2 separate regions of the Homo sapiens genome follow, and region 2 is linked to region 1. Evidence: read pairs that join two places in POLR2A ChIA-PET (ENCODE). Cell type or tissue: PC-3. All regions are shown on one strand. Links, peaks and the distances in the headings refer to the core of each region. The heading gives the core; the rest is flanking DNA. Region 1 overlaps UBA1 (ubiquitin like modifier activating enzyme 1). Region 2 holds the start of LOC124905277 (small nucleolar RNA U13).

What was found. ChIA-PET counts read pairs that join two places held together with the same protein. Peaks named below come from ENCODE experiments on the same cell type or tissue, not always from the same donor. Only the 100,000 strongest peaks of a DNase experiment are listed, where the experiment ranks them.
Region 2: POLR2A ChIA-PET joins it to region 1 with 5 read pairs; 8 of 35 experiments call an interaction of 5 or more read pairs at or near these places.

Annotation. Positions count from the first base shown.
Region 1 is chrX:47,198,872-47,203,255 of GRCh38, forward strand. UBA1 (ubiquitin like modifier activating enzyme 1) reads left to right here. Exons shown (of 26, transcript NM_003334.4): 2 at 1-48; 3 at 177-235; 4 at 338-506; 5 at 609-743; 6 at 2,023-2,129; 7 at 2,405-2,495; 8 at 2,607-2,739; 9 at 3,285-3,382; 10 at 3,487-3,633; 11 at 3,767-3,943; 12 at 4,072-4,176; 13 at 4,263-4,343. Among named protein-coding and RNA genes, the nearest start is that of INE1, 3.8 kb to the right of the region's middle. RefSeq lists an enhancer at 1-522. In PC-3, for the core only: a CTCF peak has its summit at 1,580; a DNase peak (open chromatin) is centred at 1,680; H3K27ac peaks cover 980 bases.
Region 2 is chrX:47,276,451-47,280,834 of GRCh38, forward strand. LOC124905277 (small nucleolar RNA U13) reads left to right here and starts at 2,677; the gene lies at 2,677-2,780. It also overlaps the pseudogene RN7SL785P. In PC-3, for the core only: no CTCF peak of the experiment used is centred there; a DNase peak (open chromatin) is centred at 2,441; H3K27ac peaks cover 430 bases.

The sequences.
Region 1 (4,384 bases), core at 86-4,085:
TCCCCTGCCCAGTCCGTGTTGTCCGAAGTGCCCTCGGTGCCAACCAACGTGAGTGTCCTCTCCGTGGAGACTGGCAGACGAGGTGGTGGGTGGGAAAGTCTTTTGTATCACTGTCTGTCTATCCATGCTCCACTCCTGTGTGTCTCCCTAAACTTGTTCTTTTCCTCTATTCCTAGGGAATGGCCAAGAACGGCAGTGAAGCAGACATAGACGAGGGCCTTTACTCCCGGCAGCTGTAAGTGGGGCCAAGGCCGGGCTGAGGGGTGTGGAATGGGACATTGAGAGGATAAGGTTGGGTGGGGCAGGCCCTGACCTAGAGTACCCCCTAACCTGGCAGGTATGTGTTGGGCCATGAGGCAATGAAGCGGCTCCAGACATCCAGTGTCCTGGTATCAGGCCTGCGGGGCCTGGGCGTGGAGATCGCTAAGAACATCATCCTTGGTGGGGTCAAGGCTGTTACCCTACATGACCAGGGCACTGCCCAGTGGGCTGATCTTTCCTCCCAGGTACCTCTTCCTAGCACCCTTCCCCCTTTCCCCCTTCCCGAGGCACCACTGTTCCCGGTGCCACAGCCATTTCATCTTTTTCCCTACTGCACACCCTTACAGTTCTACCTGCGGGAGGAGGACATCGGTAAAAACCGGGCCGAGGTATCACAGCCCCGCCTCGCTGAGCTCAACAGCTATGTGCCTGTCACTGCCTACACTGGACCCCTCGTTGAGGACTTCCTTAGTGGTTTCCAGGTATCTTGGGGGTACTACCCAGCCTTCTGCCCAGTTTTCTCAGAGCCCATCTCTGGTTTATTCAGTAGTGTTCAATATTGATTTAATGGGTCGGCCTGAATGTCAGGTTTTGTGCTGGGGGACTAGAGTATGCAGGCAGCAGTTAGCCCCTGGCCCTGCCTTTTCTTTTCTTCTTTTTTTTTTTTTGAGACGGAGTCTTGCTCTGTCGCCCAAGCTAGAGTGCAGTGGCGCGATCTCGGCTCACTGCAAGCTACACCTCCTGGGTTCACGCCATTCTCCTGCCTCAGCCTCCCGAGTAGCTGGGACTACAGGCGCCTGCCACCACGCCCGGCTAATTTTTTTTTGTATTTTTAGTAGAGACGGGGTTTCACTGTGTTAGCCAGGGTGGTCTCGATCTCCTGACCTTGTGATCCGCCCGCCTCCGCCTCCCAAAGTGCTGGGATTACAGGTGTGAGCCACCGCACCCGGCCTGGCCCCGCCTTTTCAAGTGGGGAAGATGTGTACAGACAGTACAGCATAGTGGTTGTGGGCACAGACTGTAGAGCCATACTGCCTTGCTGCAGGCCTCCAGCCTTGGTAGTGTGACTTCAAGCAGGTTGTTTCATCTCCTGTACCTTTGTTTTCCTGTTTGTAGTCAGTGCGTGGTAGCAGCACTGACTTCATGGACTTTTTGTGAGGGTTAAACACGTGGAATTGCAGCTGGCATATAAGGACTGGATGGGTGTTTGTTAATTAAAAAGTCCAGGCCGGAAAGAGGTGCTCTGGAAGCTGAGAGTTGTCCCTGGAGTATCCCAGGTTGCCAGGGCACTGCAGCTAAATCCTGATGGAGGAGTAGGAGCTCACCCTGGTGGGGAAGGATGGACATTCAGGCAGAGAGCAAAATCCCAAAGATCATGGCGGAGCAGGCGTCGTCTTGAGAATTGGAAGCAGGTGGGTGTGGTAGGAGTGAGCTCAGACTTTGGCTGGAGACAGAGTTTTACTCCAGTGTCTCACAGGGCATGGCAGACAGACAGCAGCGGGTGTTTGTCAAATAAATGAGTCAGCTCTTCTCCAAACTCCCTCCTCCCAGCTACCTCTTCACCTTTCCTGGTATAGTCCAGGGGTTCATTTTCGACCCCCACAGAGTCTGATACACAGTAGGTGCTATGTGTTTGTGAAAGAGGCTGACCCAGCAAAGCCTGGATGTGTTTGCCTTGAGGACTGCCTGAGTCCTCCACACCAGCCCTCCATTTTTTCCCCTTCACCCCAATGCTGGGCCTGAGCCTCCATCTCTCCACAGGTGGTGGTGCTCACCAACACCCCCCTGGAGGACCAGCTGCGAGTGGGTGAGTTCTGTCACAACCGTGGCATCAAGCTGGTGGTGGCAGACACGCGGGGCCTGTTTGGGTGAGTGGCAGCCCACCTCCCTCCCTGTCCCCTTTTCCCCCAACTCCTACCAAGCCCAGGCCAAGACTCTAGGCTCTCCCTGCCCTCATCCCTTCTCAGCTACCCAGGTTTTGGGTTCTGTGTTTTCATCTCTCCCCATGTGGCACAAGTACCATCTTACATCCCAGCAGTGATAGGCTGAGTTTGCTCAGCAAGTTTTCACTACATCTTGAGGGACCCGTGGGACCTGTATGTGCATGGGACACAGGCACCAGCCCTATTGCTTCCCTCTACAGGCAGCTCTTCTGTGACTTTGGAGAGGAAATGATCCTCACAGATTCCAATGGGGAGCAGCCACTCAGTGCTATGGTTTCTATGGTTACCAAGGTAAGGAGACCAGCCCTAGGGTTCCTGGCAGGCAGGTGGGCTGCAGTAGTCCTTCCTGTCTGCTCTTGGTACCCTGGGCCTGTTTCTGAGACTCACTCTTCCTTTAACCAGGACAACCCCGGTGTGGTTACCTGCCTGGATGAGGCCCGACACGGGTTTGAGAGCGGGGACTTTGTCTCCTTTTCAGAAGTACAGGGCATGGTTGAACTCAACGGAAATCAGCCCATGGAGATCAAAGTCCTGGGTGAGCTGCGACCATGGGGGAAGCAGAGGGGAACTAGAAGATATGTTCCTGGGTTCTGGCCGGGGAGTTGAAGGGAGAAGACATGGCCCTTGGTTCAGAGTTGGGAAGACACATCCTGGTGTTTGAGATGAACTACAGACAATCCTGTGGGGTCCAATAAGAGCTGGTGGGCATGGGGGAGAGGTACTGTGTTTGAGCTATTCCTGGGAGAATGTGTCCCTGGTATCTGAGCTGAGTGGGGAAAAAGTCTCTGGTGTTTGAACAGGGCAGATCAGCGGATCTACTTGTGTGTGAGCTGATTTGGATGGGAAGCAGAGAAGGTCTTCCCGTGTAGACTTGGAGCCAGGGACACAGGGTCTCACGGGGTCTGAGCTGAGTCTGGGGCACAGGAGAGATGGTTTCTGATGTCCAAGTGGAGCCTGGAGCTGAGGGAAGACAGCTTCTGATGTCTGAGCTGAGTCGGGGCAGGAGGTTCCTTATCTTGCAGGGGTTGTGGATTTTAGGGAGAATGGGTAGACTGACAGCTCTCTTCCTGCCCTCTGTAGGTCCTTATACCTTTAGCATCTGTGACACCTCCAACTTCTCCGACTACATCCGTGGAGGCATCGTCAGTCAGGTCAAAGTACCTAAGAAGATTAGCTTTGTGAGTGTGTCGATGGGATCAGTGGGCTGTGGGGGGTGGTTCTAGGCATTCCCTAGTTCTCCATTCCTCTCTTCTGGTTCTGATGACCTCTCCCCCCGCCACAGAAATCCTTGGTGGCCTCACTGGCAGAACCTGACTTTGTGGTGACGGACTTCGCCAAGTTTTCTCGCCCTGCCCAGCTGCACATTGGCTTCCAGGCCCTGCACCAGTTCTGTGCTCAGCATGGCCGGCCACCTCGGCCCCGCAATGAGGTGGGTGAGTGGGCGAGCCAGCCAGCGCAGACATGCCTGGCACTGCAGGCTCACCATGCCTCTCTGCGTGTCCACACTCCCTGCCCTCACTGTGGCCTGACATATCCTCTCTTGGTTCTTTCTGGCCCACCAGGAGGATGCAGCAGAACTGGTAGCCTTAGCACAGGCTGTGAATGCTCGAGCCCTGCCAGCAGTGCAGCAAAATAACCTGGACGAGGACCTCATCCGGAAGCTGGCATATGTGGCTGCTGGGGATCTGGCACCCATAAACGCCTTCATTGGGGGCCTGGCTGCCCAGGAAGTCATGAAGGTCAGCACGGGTGGGGAGAGGCAGGATTGGGGTGGGCCAGGTTCCTCCATGACTCTGTCACTTGCTCTCTGTCTGTGTCAGGCCCCTGTTAACCACTGACCACCCCCTCTCTCCCTTCCCCTCTCCAGGCCTGCTCCGGGAAGTTCATGCCCATCATGCAGTGGCTATACTTTGATGCCCTTGAGTGTCTCCCTGAGGACAAAGAGGTCCTCACAGAGGACAAGTGCCTCCAGGTATGTGGGTGGGACCTGTGGGGAGGGCATCATTGGGGACATTTCTGGGGAGGCCTCTCTAACCCTCCTCCCTTTGCATTCCTTAGCGCCAGAACCGTTATGACGGGCAAGTGGCTGTGTTTGGCTCAGACCTGCAAGAGAAGCTGGGCAAGCAGAAGTATTTCCTGGTAAGTGGTCCCCTTGGATGTCTGCTCCCCTCATCTTGGCC
Region 2 (4,384 bases), core at 244-4,243, 78 kb after region 1:
ATTTTTGTATTTTTAGTGGAGAAGGGGTTTCACCATGTTGGCCAGGCAGGTCTTGAACTCCTGACCTTGTGATCCACCCACCTCGATCTCCCAAAGTGCTGGGATTATAGGCATGAGCCATCATGCCTGGCCATCAAAGCCATCCTTTCTGTCTCACAAACTGTTCTCTGGCCATTTCACAATCTTTGTTGCACGCATTAGGGCTTTGTGGGTGATGATATAAAGGGGATGTTTTGTTTCATTTTATCATTAGAACCTTTAAAAGAGTAGCAAGTTATTCTGCTGGACTTCCCAAAAATGTAGCTGGGAAGAAAAATATAACCAATCAAAAGCTGAAAATTACTTTCGAGGACTCAGGAAGGGAATGTGTGGTACGTGCTGCATGGTATCTGTTAAAATAGCCACTGTGCTGAAATCCCTTTGTGGGGAAAGGTGGAGATTTTTGCAAATGCAAGACAAAATGTTACTTCTCTGGGTATGACCACAGTAACAAGGACACAGAAAAATAGGTCAGAACCAAAGGAAAGATGGGGTTATCTGTCCTGAGAATCAAAGCCTCCTATGGATCCTCACTCTGAGAGTGCCTGGGAATAAGAAGCTGAGTTTCATCGACAGCAGCAGGAAATGCAGAGTGAGAAAAGCAGGAAGAAGGCAGGGCACAGTTGCTCACGCCTATAATCCCAGCATTTTGGGAGGCCGAGGCAGGCAGACCACCTGAGGTCAGGAGTTCGAGACCAGCCTGGCCAACATGGTGAAACCCTGTTTCTACTAAAAATACAAAACATTAGCCAGGGATGGTGGCACGTGCCTGTAGTCCCAGCTACTTGGGAGACTGAGGCAGGAGAATCGCTTGAACCCAGGAGGCGGAGGTTGCAGCGAGCAGAGATCCGCGCCATTGCACTCCAGTCTGGGCGACAGAGCAAGACACCGTCTCAAAAAAAAAGGAAGAAGAAAGTTCTAGTAGCCACAGAAGTTAGTTGCTTTGACCATGGGCATGATACCAGAATTTCAAAAGTGACAGAAAAAGCAGGCAGACAGATGGCAGAGGTGTTTGCTGGAACCCTCAAGCCCTGCACTCCAGCCTGGGTGACAGAGTGAGATTATGTCTCAAAAAAAAAAAAAAAAAAGAATGGCTTTGTTGATTAGCAAAAAGCTGGAATGTGGACACTGGCAACACAACAGGATTGGGACCCTCTCTTTTTTTTATTTTTGAGATGGAGTCTTGCTCTGTCGTCCAGACTGGAGTGCCGTGGCGTGATCTCAGCTCATTGCAACCTCCACCTCCTGGGTTCAAGTGATTCTCTTGCCTTAGCCTCCCGAGTAGCTGGGATTACAGACGCCTGGCTGTAATCCACATCGCCTGGCTAATTTTTGTATTTTTAGTAGACACAAGGTTTCACTATGCTGGCCAGGCTGGTCTCGAACACCTGAGCTCAAGTGATCCACCTGCCTCGACCTCCCAAAGTGCTGGAATTACAGGTGTGAGCCACCGTGGTGGTCATAAATAACTTTTTTTTGAGACAGGCTCTCTATCTCCTAGGCTGGAGTGTAGTAACGCGATCATGGCTCACTGCAGCCTCAACCTCCTGGGCTCAAGCAATTCTCCTGCCCCAGCCTCTCAAGTAGGACTACAGGTGCACCCCACCATGCCTGGCTGATTTTTGTATTTTTTGTCGAGACGGGGTTTCACCATGTTGGCCAGGCTGGTCTCGAGCTCCTGGGCTCGAGCCATCCTCTTGCCTTGGCCTCCCAAAGTGCTAGGATTACAGGTGTGAGCCACTGCCCCTGGCTGGATTGCTTCATTTTAAACACTATAAAATAAATATCTCACCCTCACCGGTAAATACACATATCTCCCCCTACTCCGTTTTTAACACTACAGGGCAACATTCTGAATTGAAATGTTCCATAATATTCATTTTTGTCACTCACCTGTAATAGTGTAGACACTGGCCGGGCGCGGTGGCTCATGCCTGTAATCCAGCACTTTGGGAGGCCAGGGCAGGCAGATCACCTGAGGTCAGGAGTTCGAGACCAGTCTGACCAACATGGGGAAACCCCGTCTCTACTAAAATACAAAATTAGCTGGGCGTGGTGGCGCGTGCCTGTAATCCCAGCTACTCAGAAGGCTGAGGCATCCCTCAGAATTGCTTGAACCCAGGAGGCAGAAGTTGCAGTGAGCTGAGATCGTGCCATTGCACTCCAGCCTGGGCAACAAGAGCGAAACTCCGTCGCAAAAATAAAATAAAATAAAATAAAATAAAATAAAATAAAATAAAATAAAATAAAATAAAATAAAATAAAAAGAAAAGTAAAGTGTAGACACTAGATTGTAGTTGTAGAATTACATCATAATGGAAATATGTTCAGGCTGAGTCCTTCCTTTGGCATGTTTGCATTGTGTGAACAGTGGAATGAATCAATTTCTGTTACCATTACCATATGTTTTTCTCATCCCGTATGGTTTTCTCAGTACATAGCATCGTGTAAGCTACTCTAACACTGGAGTTCAGAGAACTGGTTTGAGTTCCAGCTTGCTAACCAGGTGGTGCTCAAAACACAGCCATGGCCACAAAAGCCCATTCTCTGAAGTTGGTGTGTGATGTATAAATTCATAGCCTAATTCTCCTTTTGACTTCTCCTCAATACACTGTTTCATAAAGATGGTAGCTGCCCACCCTTTTGTGGTTCATAAGTATGGTGGTTCGGTTTTCATGCTTATGTGTGAGACATGCCTCTCTCCAACCTTGTTACAGCACAGGCACATTACCCATCTGACATGAGGGGAAAAAAGGTTATGGTTCTAAATGCCATTTTTGGAAAAGAAAAAGAAATCCGGCCAGGAGCAGTAGCCCATGCCTGTAATTCCAGCACTTTGGGAGGCCAAGGTGGGCAGATCACTTGAGGTCAGGAGTTTGAGACCAACCTGGTCAACATGGCGAAATCCTGTCTCTACAAAAAAAACCAAAAAACAAAAATTAGCCATGCATGGTGGTGGGCACCTATAGTCCCAGTTACTCGGAACTCTGAGGTGGGAGGATCGCTTGAACCTGGGAGGCGGAGGTTGCTGTGGGCTGAGATCGTGCCGCTGCACTCCAGCCTGAGTGACAGAGTGGAACCCTGTCTCAAAAAACAAAACAAAACAAAACAAAACAGAAAAGAAAAGAAATCCAAAGACTGTGATACTTTCTTCATAATTCCCAAGTTTTAACATGGAGGGTATATATTAAAATATATTTGTATTTCATATTATATATGTTATATATGACACACACATAAAGCATATGCACATGACAAGAGATAGGCCAGGGTAGCGTAGACTTCAGTACTTCAGATACAACCATCACTTTTGCCATATCCACGTACCAAATGAACATTATTTACTTAACATGTTTCTTTAAATTGGTGCACATTTTATTTATTATTTATTTATTTATTTTTATTTATTTGTATTTTTGAGATGGAGTCTCATTCTGTCGTCCAGGCTGGAGCGCAGTGGCGTGATCTTGGCTCACTGCAACCTCTGCCTCCCGGGTTCAAGCGATTCTCCTGCCTCAGCCTCCTGAGTAGCTGGGACTACAGGTGGGTGCCACCATGCCCAGCTAATTTTTTGTATTTTTAGTAGAGACGGGGTTTCACCATGTTAGCCAGGATGATCTCGATCTCCTGACCTCGTGATCTGCCCGCCTCGGTCTCCCAAAGTGCTGGAATTACAAGTGTGAGCCATCGCGCCTGGCCTATTTATTTTTGAGACAGGATCTTACTCTGTCGCCTAGGCTGGAGTGCAGTGGCGTGATCTCAGCTTACTGCAACCTCCACCTCCCAGGTTCAAGTGATTCTCCTGCCTCAGTCCCCTGAGTAGCTGGATTACAGGTGCCCACCACTGCGCCCAGCTAATTTTTGTATTTTTAGTAGAGACGGGGTTTCACCATGTTGGCCAGGCTGGTCTCGAACTCCTGACCTCAGGTGATCCACTGGCCTCGGCCTCTCAGAGTGCTGGGATTACAGGTGTGAGCCATCACTCCTGGCCCACATTTTAAAACATAAGTAAAACTGCATTTATTTATCTCTGATGGAACTAATGGGCACAGCAGGAAACAGACGGTACCTTCCCCAGTTTCCTTCAGCCTCCATGGTGTATATCTTTTTTTTTTTTTTTTTTTTTTTTTTTTTTTTTTTTTTAAAAGGCAGGAGCCAGGCAAGGTAGCTTACACCTGTAATTCCAACATTTTGGGAGGCTGAGATAGGAGGATGACTTGAGGACCGGAGTTTGAGACCAGCCTGCACAATTTAGTGAGTCCCCTGTCTCTACAAGGAAGGTATGGTGGCTCTCACCTGCAGTCTCAGCTACTTGGGAGGCTGAGGTGGGAGGATCACTTGAGCC